Regions from separate parts of the Homo sapiens genome. Here region 2 is linked to region 1. The links are chromatin loops, found by intact Hi-C in ENCODE. Cell type or tissue: endothelial cell of umbilical vein. All regions are shown on one strand. Links, peaks and the distances in the headings refer to the core of each region. The heading gives the core; the rest is flanking DNA.

Region 1 (8,038 bases), core at 2,007-7,006:
AGATGGGTCTAGGGAGGTAGACTAAGCATGGAAAGTCTTGAATGGACTTTATCCTCTAGGTGATGAAAACTGCTGGACAGTTTTAAACAAAAGAGGAACAAGATTATTATGGCAGGAGTTTGGCAAATAGACTTAAAAAGTAAGGAGGGATTGGATAAGTACAGAGAAGAGGGATCTATTAGAAGCTAGGGACTAAGCACAGAAAAGACATTAGAAGGTAAAATCAGCCGGCCTCCCTGAGTCATGCCTGTAATCGCAGCACTTTGGGAGGCCACAGGTCACCTGAGGTCAGGAGCTCGAGACCAGCCTGACCAACATAGAGAAACCCCTTCTCTACTAAAAACACAAAATTAGCTGGGCGTGGTGGTGAATGCCTGTAATCCCAGCTACTCGGGAGGCTGAGGCAGGAGAATCGCTTGAACCCAGGAGGCGGAGGTTGCTGTGAGCCGAGATTGTGCCATTGCACTCCAGCCTGGGTAAAAAGAGCAAAACTCTGTCTCAAAAAAAAAAAAAAAAAAAAAAAAAAAAAAAAGGTAAAATCAACAGGAACGGGTGTTCAGTTCAATGTAGGAGGCATTACAGAAAGAAGAAAACAAACCTTAACAAAGGATTCCTTACACTGGCCTCATTGTGCTACTTCAGACAGTGATGAATTTATAACTGCCAAATTGAGACACACACAAAACCACCATATCTACATCAAATGTACTATGATTACACTTGGAGGTTTGAGCTTAATAAGAAAATACTGGCTGTCCATCCCATTACTGGGCGTATACCCAAAGGATTATAAATCATGCTGCTATAAAGACACATGCACACGTATGTTTATTGTGGCACTATTCACAATAGCAAAGACTTGGAACCAACCCAAATGTCCATCAATGATAGACTGGATTAAGAAAATGTGGCACATATACACCATGGAATACTATGCAGCCATAAAAAGGATGAGTTCATGTCCTTTGTAGGGACATGGATGAAGCTAGAAACCATCATTCTGAGCAAACTGTCACAAGGACAGAAAACCAAACACCGCATGTTCTCACTCATAGGTGGGAATTGAACAGTGAGAACACATGGACACAGGGTGGGGAACATCACACACCAGGGCCTGTTGTGCGGTGGGGGGAGGGGGGAGGGACAGCATTAGGAGATATACGTAATGTAAATGATGAGTTAACGGGTGCAGCACACCAACATGGCACATGTATATATACGTAACAAACCTGCACATTGTGCACATGTACCCTAGAACTTAAAGTATAATAATAATTTAAAAAAAAAGAAAAGAAAGTATTGGCTGTCATTAAAAAAACATATTATTTTTTTCAAAAACGAAAACCTTTGCGAACACATTCTAATTTATACCAAAGAACTAAAGTGCCAGGAAGACATAGGGACAATTCAAATTTGAGTTTGTGATGAGTGGCTATGATCAAATTTTGCATTATTCCTTAGATTTAATTTATCATCTCTGTAAGCAACAATCTTCAGGGCAAGGGAGAGCTTTTAGAGCCTTTGTTACAGTCAAATTTATCTAAAAGACAGAACTTTTCATCAAGGGAATTAAAGACAGCACGGCTTCTTCCATACACTTGGGTTAAGTTGGTTTTTTTTTTCTTTTCTTTCAAATATCAATAGCTTAAGACAGAAACAGCATATGGGAAACCCAGAAAACCATTTACACTCAGCAGATATGTCCAGCTGGACTTCACCCCAGCAGAGGTTAAACATTAACAGGTGCAAGGAGAGACTTTTGTGAAAATACTGTTTCATATGACTTCATCTCATAAACAGTTAATGTTCGTGGATATTTTATACCCCCTTAGGCAACAATTTCTTTTTCCTCCCCTGTTCACTTCAGCAGTCCTGTTTTCTCCACCCTGGCTTCCCTATTTCATCCCCCATCACATCCCAAGAAATGAATTCTCCTATCTTCCTCCTCTTTTGGCATGCCCCATTAAACTTGGAGCAGTCTTAGGTGATTTTGCTTCCTGCTTGAGAAAGGGATGTCATCATGGTGTATCTGAATCTGGAACTGGCAAATATATGCTCCATATAGACCCATCACTCCTTGTCGATGACATTGATAAGAAATTGTAGCACTTTTCTCCCCTGATTCTAGGTGTGCCTCCAAATTTTTCTCAATTCAGTATCCTAAGCAATCACTACCATTTGGTAGGAGCAGGTGCTTGGGGTGCAGGCTAATTGCCATCCCTATCTGAGATCCTGGTCATGTGCTTCCCTCTTCTGTAGGTGGAGTTCTACTTTTACAGCTCTTAGCATCAGTGTTTCAGGATATAATAGGTGGTGTGTGTGTGTGTGTGTGTGTGTGTGTGTGTTTAAAAAAAAAAAGTAACCCCCTTTTCTAAAACTCAACTACAACCTTCTTAACAAACCAGCTCAAAATATGCCAACCACCTACTTATACTAACTTTTTTTTCCTTCCTCTCCCATTTTGTCTCCAATTTCTTCCTCCCCACCACCCCATCTTTCCCTCAGTAATGGTGGTGGTCGTAGCTCCAAAAGGGAGACCATTCTAAGAACCTAATGAATCTGAGAATGTGAAGGTTTATAGGAACTTCCTAAATTAAAATGTGGGCATTGCTTCACCCCAGAATGTCCTTGTATCCTTTCTGAAAGACAGTGCAAGCAGAATGCATCTCACCTGTTCCATGCAGCTCCATTCATTTGGGGTCCTCTTCTGCTACCTGGGGAACCTGGCAAAGTGTACTTGTATTGTGTACATGGGGCCTCTGGGCTTGTCTCACAGGCCATGGTGGGAGGTAGAGGAAGTGGAAGGGAAAATATTCCTACCCAAGATCTGGCTACTGACCTCTTCTAGAGTCTGTTGTACCCAAGCTGTACAACAGAGTATGAGAGAAAGAGAAAGAAGTGAGGAAAGTGGTGGGAAAGGGAGGTGGTGGGCAGAGTAGAGAGGAGGCAAGGAAGGTTGGGGAGGAAGGAGAAGAGAAAAAGAGGAGGAGGGAAGGGGAAGAAGAAAAGGAAAGAACACAAGGTGTTGCATATGGATTTTCTCCTGTAATTTTCACAGCAAGCCTGGGAAATATACATAACCATTATTGCTGTTCCTTTTCTCTTCAGATGAGGAAACTGAAGCTTAGAAAGTTTAAGAAACTGGCTTAAGATCTCATAGGTAGTAATTCGTGATGCAAGAATTTCATCCCATGTAGTCTGAATCCAGAGCCTGCTATTCCTGCAAGGAGTAAAAGAAGAACATACAAACTAAAGATGGTAAAATGGGCTTTCTAAAGAAGTTTGAGCATCTTTGGAAATAGGGAAACAGAATTAATGCTGTGTTTTAAAAAAAGTAGACCAAAGCTACAGGGACTTTGGAGATCCTCTAGTCTAAGTGGATTATTTTCAGAAGATGAAACTGAGGCTAACAGAAGCTAGGGAGGACCCTCTCTCCTCCCAACTCCAAGTCCTGGCTTCATAAACAGGCCTTTAAAAAGCGAAGTTATTGCCGTCAAGAACTGCTTAGATTTAGTTGGGAGAAGAGAGCAGGAAGGGAGAAGGGTTGGAACTGGCTAATTGTCAGTTGTTACCCACACTGGGTTAATTTCAAGTCTAATGGTACCTGAAGTCAGTTCCTCCTCTCCCTCCTGGGTGGGGGTCAGACAGAGACTCACTTAGTGAATGCCCGGGGGTCCATTCAGTGATGGTGGTTGAGACAATGCTGGCTGGTGCAGATTGCTTGTTTTGGAACCAGCATTCCAGGGCAGGCATTCCACACAAGTGGCCACAGCATTCTGCATTCTTGGAAGGGACCACTACATCCCAGGAATGGATGGCTTTGTTATGTCTTATCTCCTAATCTGCAGTTGGAGATTTTCCTTCCTTTTGCAGGTGCTCTCATTTCCTTCATTATTTGTTTATTAGAAAATCTTGTGGCCTTCCAAAGTTATTCTTATGCTAAGGAAGGTCGAATGTGATAACATATTTGTGTTGGCCAAGAGTGAGGACATAGCAAACACTGAGAGTCACATAATCATGAGTATAACTGAAAGTGGTGCTTCACTATAAACAAAAGTTCCCTGCCCCCAACAGTGGGGGTCATTAAAGTTTCAAAAGTAGAGAGAGAAGGCAAGAGGTTGCTCCTTCGTCTGCTGGTGCTACAAATCTAGTTGCTTGAGCTCTGTGGAAGTTGTGGCTGGAACTATTTTTAAGATTTAATTCAGGGGCTACAGAGTTCAGAGAGCATTGCCAAAAGAATGCCTGAGAAGGCCTAAACTGGACCAAGGGTTCTGCGTGGGAAATAAGTTTTCCACACTTTTACATCCCGAAACCTAGGGAAAAACAAAGCAACACTGAGTGTGTGGGGCCAGAGATGAACCTCACCTTATCTTTGCTTCCAAAAAATAAAAGGATGACCAAGAGAAAAGCCAAAAAATCTTTTTAGCAAAGCATTATTCAGCTGACGTTCTCATTTCTCACACACCCTCTAAACATTAAGTAGACATCAGAAGTCCACATTTCAATGGAATTATGGGATCTTATTTTGCTAGAAACCGAGAATCTCAGTATGAACATCAATTCTTATCATTCCTTCACTGTGAAAAAAAAACACAAATTTAAAAGAAATTATTATCATATGAAAATGTTGCATTCCTGAAATTCTAATCCTTTATCTACTACCCCCAGTATATTAAGGGCAGTTAATATGAGTACTACTTTTTAATAACCTACCTTGCTGCCAAATGGACTTACAATATAGCAAAGGTCACATAAAATATGCAATATAGTAAACAAAAGGATGGTAAAGGAAAATAAGGAAAGGGGTATAAGTTGTAAATGGGAAGTGGCCAGTTCACAAAATATATACCATGAAGTCCTACACATCTGCTAAATGTCGACCAAACTTTGTTTTAAAGCTTTATAGCAGCCAACAAGGACAGGAAAATATAATCAGGTACACAGCCCACAGTGTCCACTGGGTGAGAGCAAACCAAATGCTCAGGAGAGACATGGTTGTTTGCAATGCTAAGACCACAAAAAACATCTCCCAGGAGACCTGAAAAAGGTAAACCCAAGGCTGGGTGCAGTGGCTCACACCAGTAATCCCAGCACTTTGGGAGGCCAAGGCAGGTGGATCACTTGAGGCCAGAAGTTAGAGACCAGCCTGGCCAATGTGGCGAAACCCCATCTCTACTAGAAATACAAAAAAAACTTAGCCAGGCGTGGTGGTGCATGTCGGTAATCCCAGCTACTCGGGAGGCTAAGACAGAATCATTTGAACCCGGGAGGTGGAGGTTTCAGTGAGCCGAGATTGTGCCACTGCACTCCAGCCTGGTGACAGAGCAAGACTCTGTCCCACCCCACCTCCACCCCCCCACCCCTGCCAAAAAAAAGGTAAAACCTGTGTAGTGTATCAAGCAATGTCCAGGTCTCATTCATTCATTTGACAATTCCTCACTGACCTCCTACTAAGTGCCAGGCACTATGTAAAGAATGGAGGGAGATACAACAAGATACAAGAGCCGGAGATACAAAGGTGTCCAAACACCTAAGAAAGGTGCTCCAAACACAGACTGGTCCCTGCCTTCATGGAGCTTAACATTTAGTGAAAGGGAAAGACATTAGTCAAATAATCACAGAAGTAAATGTACAATACAACTGTGGCAAGAGCATCAAGGAAAGGGAGGCAGTGCTATGAGAACATCTAATAAGGAGGATCTGACTTAACATCCTTACAGTAAACTTAGCGCTTGGTTTCAGAGGACTGTTACAGTCACCAGTGTCTCACCTCCCTTATTACTTTGAGAGGAAACACACAGAAATTTTATATCATGCAAGCATCAAATTAAGTAATGTCTGTGAAAGGCTTTGAAAATTATAAAGAATGATGTAACTATAAAGTACGTGAACCAAGAAAAGAAGTCTCAAATATCATGAGTTAGAAAAAAAAATTCCTATACCAAATGAAGAAAGAATCTGAATAAGTAAAATAAGTTGCATAATTCTGATTAAGTAAAATTAACTATAGTAATTGAATTATTATACATTGGTAATTCTGTGTAAATAGAATAATTGTATAAATGTTACCTAAGCAGTGTAAAGCAACCATAATTCAGCTTTTCAATCACCTTAAACACCCATTTAAAAAGTATTCCAGGAGGGTCTCTTGAGCCCAAGAGTTCAAGGCTACAGTCAGCTATGAGCTATGATCATGCCACCGCACTCTACCCTAGGCAACAGAGCAAGACCCTGTCTCTTCAACAAAAGAAAAAGTATACAAATAATACTTGCTACAAAAATGTGGTTACAAAATAGGCTTCTAATTTGTTTAATTGTAAACTGTTGCATCAACCTCATATGATATGTCTCTTTTGTCAACTAATGAATCCTAGGTAATCAAAAATGGTTCATACAAAAAGAACTCCAGTTTATATGGTTTTATCAGAAACATTATTGGAACAAAATAATGACTTTTTCTTCCATACCATCTTCCACTTACCAGCAATAACCTGCTGTTTCTAAAATTAAAAAGAAAATTAAAGTGCGAAAGGTGCCTTCAATTTGCATAGTACTTTCTCAGTTTCTAGATCTGTTCACAGAGACTACTTAGTTTATGTTCACAACCAGTCTATGAAATAGGCAAAGTAGAAAACAGGAGTTCAGGAAGGTTAAGTGGCGAGGTCAAATAGCTGGAAAGTAGCAAAGCCAAGAAGAATATGGCCACCAGGTCTTTCAGATAAGGTCTTTCCACTGTACCACTCTGTAAGTTACCCACAAAACTCCCCAGAAAGGATATTATACATCAGAAAGGGGGCTCACCAATAACAGGAGTGAAAGGCAGGGGCTGAGACGGTCCCTCCTAAGTACACACTTCACCAAGGACTTAAGTACTTGGGTAAGAGTCCTTTCACTGAGAAGCGATTGGTGAGTTTAGTTTTTCCAGGTCATGTGTTTTCTGGAATGCATTATGCACCATCTTTTTAGCCCTGGGAGCTTCACCAACACCCCATCCCAGTTTTTCTCACACACCAGTGGGCAAGCACCAGTCAAACAATTCTAGGCACATCTTCCTGAAGATAGTGCATGCCTTCACTTGCGCACTAGATAAAACAGCCCCTCACCTCCTGGCATCATTCTGTCTTTTCCTTTTCAGTAAAACTCCTGGGGGATTCCTTCACAATGATCCAAATGTATGTGGAGTAGAAAGCAATTGTTGGTTACAAAAGGCCATATTTAGGGTATTTCCACTTGTATGTGCAAGGGGGAAAAAAATCAAAGAATGAAAACAAATGAAAAGAGAGAGTCTTAAGCACAATAAAACTGTCTGACAAGCATAAATAAACATCACTCTGTTAGATAAGCATTCTCTACCAGTTTTAAGGCTTTAGTGTATGTTCATTTTACTTGTAAGCAAAACTAAGAGAAGAACAAGTAAAAATTACAGAGAACCAAAAGTCTTGCGTTAAAAGCTAAATAGCCCCAGCCCCTTCCAGTTGCATCTTCTCCTTCCTCTAGATATGCAGTGAATTCAATAGACATTTCAAGTCAGAAGGTAGATGAGAGTGAAACTTCCAAACTAACAAAGCTGAGGGGCAGGTGATGCTTCACCTGCCCAGCAGAACCAATGCAGGGTGTTGCTTTCAGAGCACAACTCTGTGAATAGAAATTCTCGGAGCCATAAAATCAGAGCTGGTTTTTTTTAGAAGTGGTGAGAGGACAGGATGTAGAGGAAGGAGTTTTGGTTACGGTTTTAGTTCCACTGATATTACTCATCACCAGATATTTTTTGACAATGTGCAAGGCACTGAGCTAGATGCTGAAGAAAATCCTTAGAAATAAAAAAACATAGCATCTGCCCTTGCAGAGGAAAGAAGTCCTGCCCTTGAACATTTGTCCTGAAATCTCAGAAGGAAAGTCCAGAGATTCTCTTGAGGACTGACTGTTCTAAGACATGTACCTGCTGATCACAGATATCAATAATCACAGCCACATGGCACAATTCTCTCCTCCTTTTTTATTTTTCCTTTTCCTTCCTTCCTTCCTTCCTTTCTTTTTT
Region 2 (8,038 bases), core at 2,043-7,042, 440 kb after region 1:
AAAGGGTTTGACTTCAAGTCTTAGACAATGTATTTCTTCACTATAAAAGTTGTAAAACATTGGGATAAAGTTTCGGTTTTACTATCCCCACCTTCGTGCTCCCCATAGCACTTTGTCCATCTCTTTATGACAGAATTTATCACATTATGTTAGAGTTGGTTGTTGATGTGACTGCCTCCCCTGCCGAGCCATGGGCTCCTCCGGGGCAGGGACCAAACCTTATTCATCTTTGTTTCCCGAGCCTGCCATAGGTGTTCAATAAATACTGAAAGAGAGTTAGCAACAGCTTACATCTGTGTAGTTCCTTATGTTTTGCAAAGGCCGCTGAGGGAGATGGTGGAATCTGGCTCTAGAATGCTAAGCTATAATTTTTCTCTTGTTCAACGCACCTTGAGTAAGTGTAGCCATCAAAATAGGAAGAAATAACAGGACCACATGCCAGTTTTAAAAAGCAGCAGTTCCCATACTTCTGGGTTTCAATAATCCGTTTTTTAAAATAAGCTTTAAAAGCTTATTTTGAGGGTAGCAACATGGCGTTCCCAACTACTTATTTTGCCAAATAGATACATTTAAAAAAAAAAATCAACTGCTTCTCTCTTCATTTCACAAAAGGAAGAAGATTTTAAGCCTCCACTCTCCAGAAAAGGATCGACGTAAACATAAACCCAGAATAAACCTTAGCTTTAGGAGAAGCTAGGGCACTGGTCTGTTTTTTCCTCATCTCACCAAGGACAGTGGCCTGGTCCTGGCGTCCTGGCCCATGCTGGGACATCCACAGGTCAAAGCAGTTTATCAGACTGAAGTATTCCTGGGAATCCGAAATTGCTCTGTTACAGTTTTTTACTGTGGTAAAATATACAACATAAAATGTACTAGTCTAACCAATTCTAAATAAAATTTAGTGACACTTAAGTACATTCAAATTGTTTTGCAACCATCATTACCACCTGTCTCCAGAACTTTCTCATCTACCCCAGATGAAACTCTATCCATAAACACCAACTCCCATACCCTATCCCTCAGCCCTGGGAAACTATCATCCTACTTTCTGTTTCCGTGATTTTGGCTACCCCTAGGTACCTTCTATAAGTAGAATCATACAATATTTGTCTTTTTGTGACTGGCTTATTTCGCTTAGCATGAAATTTTCAAAGATCATCTATGTTGTAACTTGTCAGGATTGCCTTCCTTTTTAAGACTAAATTATATTCACGTGTGTGTGTGTGTGCACATGTATACACCACAGTTTGCTTATCCATCCATTGATGAACATGTGAGTTGTTTCCACCTGTTGGCTACGGTGCTCCATTAGAACTTTTATTTTTTTCCCATGACAACCATCTCAGATGTGTAACATAAGCAGATTCTGAATCATCTTGCTAGTGTCTTACAACTGAGCCCAGGTCTGGAATCGCCATGCCTGGCATCTGCTTCTGCCTTCCCTTGGCACGTGCTCCACATGTGACAATCTCAAGGTACTTCACATTTAAACACACTGGTGGAGGAATAAAGTCATCGCAAGGCTCATAGTAACATAGGCATGCAGTGCTCAAAAGAACTTTTTGCTACAACAGTCTGTATTCTGCTTATAGTGTGAGCTAACGTGTTGGGTGGCCCCACCTTTGTACATCACTATCGGCAAAGTACAATAGGAAATAACCAACAAAAAAATTTCTAGACCCAATTCTAATAAGCATTGGATAAAATATTCATTTGATGCAGATTTCAATGCACTTCAATGCTAATCACACCTTCTAGTGCAGAAGACACCTTCCCATCATTAACTGATGCCTCATTCAGATTGACATTGGAAAAACTGATTTCCAGCAAAACTTGGCTTTCATATGAAGCCTGAAATTTCTAAACTAGTAAACAAAGCCCTGAAGTTATTCATCTTTTTCTCATAACTTACTTGCGTGTACAGAAATTTTCTGAACTAGCATCATTGAAGTTAAATCCTTTAATTTAATACAAATTAAACTTAGGGTTCAGCCTCAGATTTGTGCTTCTAGTCTTAGCCAGTGATTTGGGATTTAGCAAAATGATATCATCCACTCTATTTGATGAATATTATTATTTTGAATAGTACTGGTTTTGTAAGCATAAGAAATGTATATCTAAACTTAATGTGCATATATAGTATAATAATAAAAAGGATGTTAGTCAATAGCAGAATGCACAAAGACAATGTTGTCCCTTTAAAAGACGTCCATGCATTTCTCAAGTTGGAGAGGCACTGGTCTCAAGCTCTATCCCTGGAATGCTTCCCCTCATGTAAGAAGCAGTGGGGCAGGTCAAACTAATTAAGTGTTCCTAAAAGCAGAGCTCACCAAATACCGTAGCTGCAGAATAACAACACCAAGAGTCAGCCAGCAGCTTAGAGTGGTGCACCAAGGGGAATGACCCCGGCAGACACCAAATTAAAAGCTCCTATTTCACGTCCTCTAAGTAGCTCTTTCCTTTCAAGCTGCGACCTCTACCGCAGCCATGGAGAATGACATCTTTTCCCTACTCCAGTGGGTAAGCACTCTGTCCTCCAGCTTCTGGGCCAAATTGCAACCAAACAATCTATCAGGCACTCCCATGGGATAGTCAGACATTTGCCCTTCGATCTATAACACAATTTGACCTTTTTTATGCGGAGGTAAACACCACGTGTCACCTCTGAAAACTCAGCCTTGGAATCAAGCACATCTGGAATCAGCCTATAAATGTAGTCCTGAGATTAATGTTGAACAAGAAGGAAGGCTAAGGGTATTCCGCTTCTGATTTCCACTTACTGACAATTCTCACTTAGCAGCAATGTTCGCCTTCCACATGCGGACACCTGAACACTACCCCCCTGTCAAGAACACCACGCTTACACTGGCTGAAAACAAGCTTCAGAACACCTTGGAATACAGTTTAGCTTCCTTTGAATCCCCAGCATGTGCTTTTGCATATCTCTGTCCTCCAAGGGCAGAATCAGAAGTGATGAAGCAAGAGTTCAAAAATGTTCAGCTGCATAGTATTCCCAACGAGGCTCACTCACACAGTTACCTGCACAGCATCCCCAAGGAGGCTCACTCACACGGTTACCTGCACAGCATCCCCAAGGAGGCTCACTCTCACCGTTACCTGCACAGCATCCCCAGCGAGGCTCACTCTCACGGTTACCTGGGGTACATTTTTAAACTCTGTTTTCACTGCTTATCATTATGACCACAAGTTCCAGTGTTTCAGGGTAGGAATTGGTACCATAAATTGAAATCTTAGAAACTCACAAATGCACAGAAAATGTTCAAAGTTGCCATCTTCTCCAGAAAGGTTATACTTCCAAGAAACCAAAAATAGAAAGAGAAGCATGAAAGTGTCTTGTCTTGAGCCTAATTGAAGTAAGTCTACATTTGGAGGAAAAGTAAGTAACGCCATATAAAATCCTCATTGCACAAAAATGATCTCCCTGTTAATATATGGAAATGAGCCTCGCAGATCCAGAGTTCAAAACACAGATTGTCGGCCTAGTGCAGTGGCTCACGCCTGTAATCCCAGCACTTTGGAAGGCCAAGGTGGGTGGATCTTTTGAGCCCAGGAGTTCGAGAACATGGTAAAACCCTGTCTCTACAGAAAATTTTAAAAATTAGTCAGATGTGGTGGTGCCTGTGCTCCCAGCTACTTGGGAGGCTGAGGTGGGAGGATTACTTGAGCCCAGGAGGTCAAGGCTGCAGTGAGCCATGATCACACCATTGCACTCCAGCCTGGGTCACAGAGTGAGACCCTGTCTCAAAAAAAAAAAAAACAAAAAACAAAAAACACACACACACACATCATCTCTAACCCTAGTTATACAACTAACATGTTGCTCAATGGCACTGACTACAGAAGATGCCCTGTTGAGAAGGAGGAAGACTACTTCCCAGTAAGATTGTTTCACATTAAATGTAACGTATTTCATGTCATATGTAAGCACAATTTGGGGGGGTTCCACATTTGCACAAACTGCATTATTTAAATAGTGCCTCTTAGCATCAGCTCATCAGCTCCTGCAGTGTGTGCCAGAATTTAGCAGCACAATGTGATTGTATCACAAACATCCTGGCCCTCCTCACTTTACCTCTGAAACCACTTTTGGTGACTGACCTGCTTTCTTGGAGGCCTTATCAGCCTCTTCTCCCCTTCCGATTGTAGATCTGATCTCCTGCCTGACATTCCTGTGTTTAGACTGTCTGGCCAACGGCACTTCCCTTCGCTGTTTAACAAATAGGTTTCCGCAGCCTGTGGAATTTTTTGTTTGTTTGTTTGTTTTCCACACAAGGCTGAGTGTACCACTTTCTGGGAAGTTTCTAGTTATTTCAGGGAATTCCTAGTTTTGTCAGGGAGTTAAGCTTCCCGTTTTTCTAGGTGAGTGTCCCAAAGTTAACATGTGAGATCAGCTGAATCACAAAAACAATTCTGGCCTTCAAGAAAATTTTGTTTGCCTTTATGTTTGATAAGAGTGAACAGGAAAGAAAATAAAATTCCTCCAAATCCATGCCATTTCTCATGTTCTTGCCCCAACTTCAATCCATCCAAAGTAATGCCAATTCATCACCATTAGGTGTTCCTAATGTACTCTTTTCACTAAAAAAGATTAGAACTTCACTCCTACTTTGGTACCTGTAACTAAGTATAACATAGTAATCCATCTTCCTATTGTAATGTTTTTCTATTTTATTCTTTTCCTTTGGGCTTTCCTCTTACACATAGAATTTAAACACACGAACACATATTCCCGTGCACCTCCGAAATCCAACTTCACTTTATCATCTTCTTCCAAGAAATGGAACACTGTATCCCATAAACAGGACGGGTAAGGGCATATCAGAGCCAACCTTTTCTTTGGCTGCCTTTCAAAAAGTTGTTTAAAACAAGATATGCTCTTGAACTGGAAAAAGGCATTACACAGGATAACCTTAGAAAGCAGCCACTTGCTTTGCCCAACTAATATCACCACACAACCCCATAACTTTGTGTGGAGTGTTGTCTTCAATTACAGGCCAGAAGCACACCAGCAAACGGCTAAATTAAGATGAAATTAATTTCAATGTGAGAAGACCATATTGAAATGTCATGCTGAATATGACTATGGGGAAACACTTGACAAGCGTCTGATCATTATGAAAAGAATAATGCAAAACTCTTAATTCTATAAGATGCATGATTCCAGCTATTGTCAGTTATCTCACCAACTGATTTCCAACAGCAGTATCTACCCTGGGCTTTGCTGGGTTTAATCAATGAATTTTCCAGAGTCACCCACACCATCCCTTCATTCCCCCAGAATAATGACCATATTTTGTGAAATAAATATGGTCATTTCTTTCACAAATTTCAATTTTGATGCAATTGAAACATGTTTTTGTTTCTAGGCAGGGCTAACTAGAACCTTAGCCACTAACACCGTAACACCAGATTTACCTAGCTAAACCAACCAAATCAGATGCCATCCCCTCAACAAGCAAATGCAACAGCCTTTATATTAACAACCTGTTGAAACAGACATGTAAGCAAGCCCAGATGCAAGTCAATAAGCAAAAATATAGACCAGGACTCAATAGAGTTGGTCCACAGATACATAATATCTAATAAAAAGTGACAGCACTTATTAGACAAAAAGAACACATACTTCATTTGCAGTTTACTCCTTCTGTGCTAAGAAAGCTTGTAAAGAATTTTGTGAGCTGAAGTATTTTAAGCTAACTGCAAGGCTGCCAAATGCAGTTTTTGCAGAATTCCTCTACTGAGAGTGTGGTGTCAATGTTACCGTGGAATCCAGAAGGATGGATTCTGTTAACTACTCCTCCAGGTACTCCCACCATCATCAGATGTTAAGATAATGATCAGCACATCTTGTCCTCCAAAGCTTGAGCTCCACCGAAACCAGCACGGAATTTCTATTTCAAGCATGTTCAAATAGAGTCACCAGAAGGGGTTCCCTCGTGGTGGGAAGTAACTGCGGTTTGAGTCTATAGTAAAACTTGACTTGGAAGCATCTCCTTGAGTAAAAGTGGCCCTTCCCGTTACTGTTGCTTCATGCCCTGTTACATCTTTCCTAATTCAGTCATCACCACGGACCCACCCTCCGACCAAAACAAAACCTAGATGGCCTAGGTTCCCATCTGCAATGTGGAGCAATGGTGATCCCTCCCAACTTTCAGGAAGAGCAAAGAGCAGCAGGCTGCCTGTTCCATGACAGCAATTATTTCAATAATAAAGATCCCTATTTTACTTTTACGTGCTTAATCCATGAAACTCAAAATGCACAATGTGCTTGGGATAAATAAATTCTTCCATCATCTTTCGGAGACATCGTATTATCAGTCCTTACAACTGTATGTTCGTATGGAAAAAAAGTGATTTACTTCACGACATAGAATGAATCCATGGGAAAAAAAATAATAATAACTTTAAATCCTTTTACCGTTCTCACCTGTCCTACTTTCAAAGTGTAGAGTTGAATTTAATGGGCAAGCATTTATTCCAATGTTAGCCTCTCCCTATGAGTTTTCTTTAAAAATACCTAACCTAATCAAGCTTTTATCACAATGAAAGAAATACTCAAAGCATGATTTATACACAGAATCAAACCCTAACTCTAAAACTAAAAATTTGTCAAGTAGCTGAAAATTAAATTAAGAATTTTTATTTTTTAAAAAAGACCTGCAAAATTGGTTACCCTAACCTCCCCCCATCCCCCGGCCCTTAGGAAATTCAGTGCCCAATGCTTCCCTATAAATAGTTGTCAATAAACACAACTGCTGCAAATGTATTCAGTAAATGTTAAGGTCAAAGGCCTTCACTGTTTATTGCCTTGTAAACTCAAAGACAAGTGAATTTATTGCTTGAATGAGTTTCAGGGTATTGGCCTTCATAAAAGTTCTGAATCCCAGGTACAAAATGCTCCATCAACTCACACCAAAGCTATTCTGCACAAAACTTAGAGACCGCCCACCACTGGATTCATAATTCAAACACGTCTTGGAAAGTGTATTGTTTGCCATGTTGCATAGATCCCCATGGATTAGTGCTGAATCGTGCCTGTCATTATTACAAGAACCGGCTTCAGCCAAACTATAAATTGTTGTTGCTTCTTAAATAATATCACATATTAGCCTACCAACGTAAACTCTCCAAAATACAATAGATGTCAAGAATGGAAGAGTTTCTAATTTTTTTCTAGCCTTCCCAGAAGGAAAATGTCCAAAAACTCCTTGATATAAAATTTGTCAAATTTAAAAGGAAAGGACAACTTTTATATCAGATCACATAAGAGTGTATGGGCTACTTCAGAAAATTAAATTTTCATATTATTCAAACACTAATTTTTTCAATGTTTCAACATGCCATTTGGCAGCTTTATATATCTGTGTAGCACCCTAGGAAAGCTTGCAAAAGGAGATCATAAGACAATTATTGGATATTGTTACCTTTAAAAATTCCTACAAAAGATTTAGGAAAGAAGTTCAAATTTGTAATTTAAAAATTGGTATATAATTATGTGCACATTTCATTGGTCTTTGTAAATATTTTCTTTACCATATAGATATTTTAAAGTTGAATTAATTTCTATGAATAAAGCCTAACTGTGGGCTCCAGGACTGTTGAGCTTTACCATCTTGATTGTGGACCAAAGCAATGTAATATACAAAGGCTACGGTAGTAATACCAGGAATGCCACATTTACCATGAAGTTCAAAATCAAATACCAAACTCAAACCACTGATGGTAAAAATAAAATTACCTAGACTTCTGATACTCTTTCTGTTGTGATAGCTATGGCTTCCAAGGAGTGTTGCTGAAATCCTCCCTTGTATAAGCCTGAATTAAAATGACATTAAATATCTTTCAACTGTCAAAATGTAGAGAATTTTTACATTTACACATATACTAATCACACTACAAAATGCAGGTTTGGGCTTACTGTTGGCTTAAGTCATTTTTTGACGTTACATGGGGAAAAGTTGAATTTTCCATCTAGTTTATCTCAGGTGAAGTACTAGATTATATCACTTCCATGCTT

The links. Peaks named below come from ENCODE experiments on the same cell type or tissue, not always from the same donor. Only the 100,000 strongest peaks of a DNase experiment are listed, where the experiment ranks them.
Region 2: a loop joins it to region 1, with 11 times the contacts of the local background. A loop is called at or near these places in 3 of 110 quality-filtered maps.

Annotation. Positions count from the first base shown.
Region 1 is chr14:53,886,969-53,895,006 of GRCh38, forward strand. The region is part of intron 2 of LOC107984676 (a long non-coding RNA gene); the gene reads right to left. Among named protein-coding and RNA genes, the nearest start is that of LINC02331, 40 kb to the left of the region's middle. RefSeq lists an enhancer at 6,490-6,599. In endothelial cell of umbilical vein, for the core only: no CTCF peak of the experiment used is centred there; DNase peaks (open chromatin) are centred at 3,933 and 4,783; H3K27ac peaks cover 2,365 bases.
Region 2 is chr14:54,326,843-54,334,880 of GRCh38, forward strand. No RefSeq gene overlaps it. Among named protein-coding and RNA genes, the nearest start is that of CDKN3, 66 kb to the right of the region's middle. In endothelial cell of umbilical vein, for the core only: a CTCF peak has its summit at 2,466; DNase peaks (open chromatin) are centred at 2,449, 4,229 and 4,809; H3K27ac peaks cover 1,840 bases.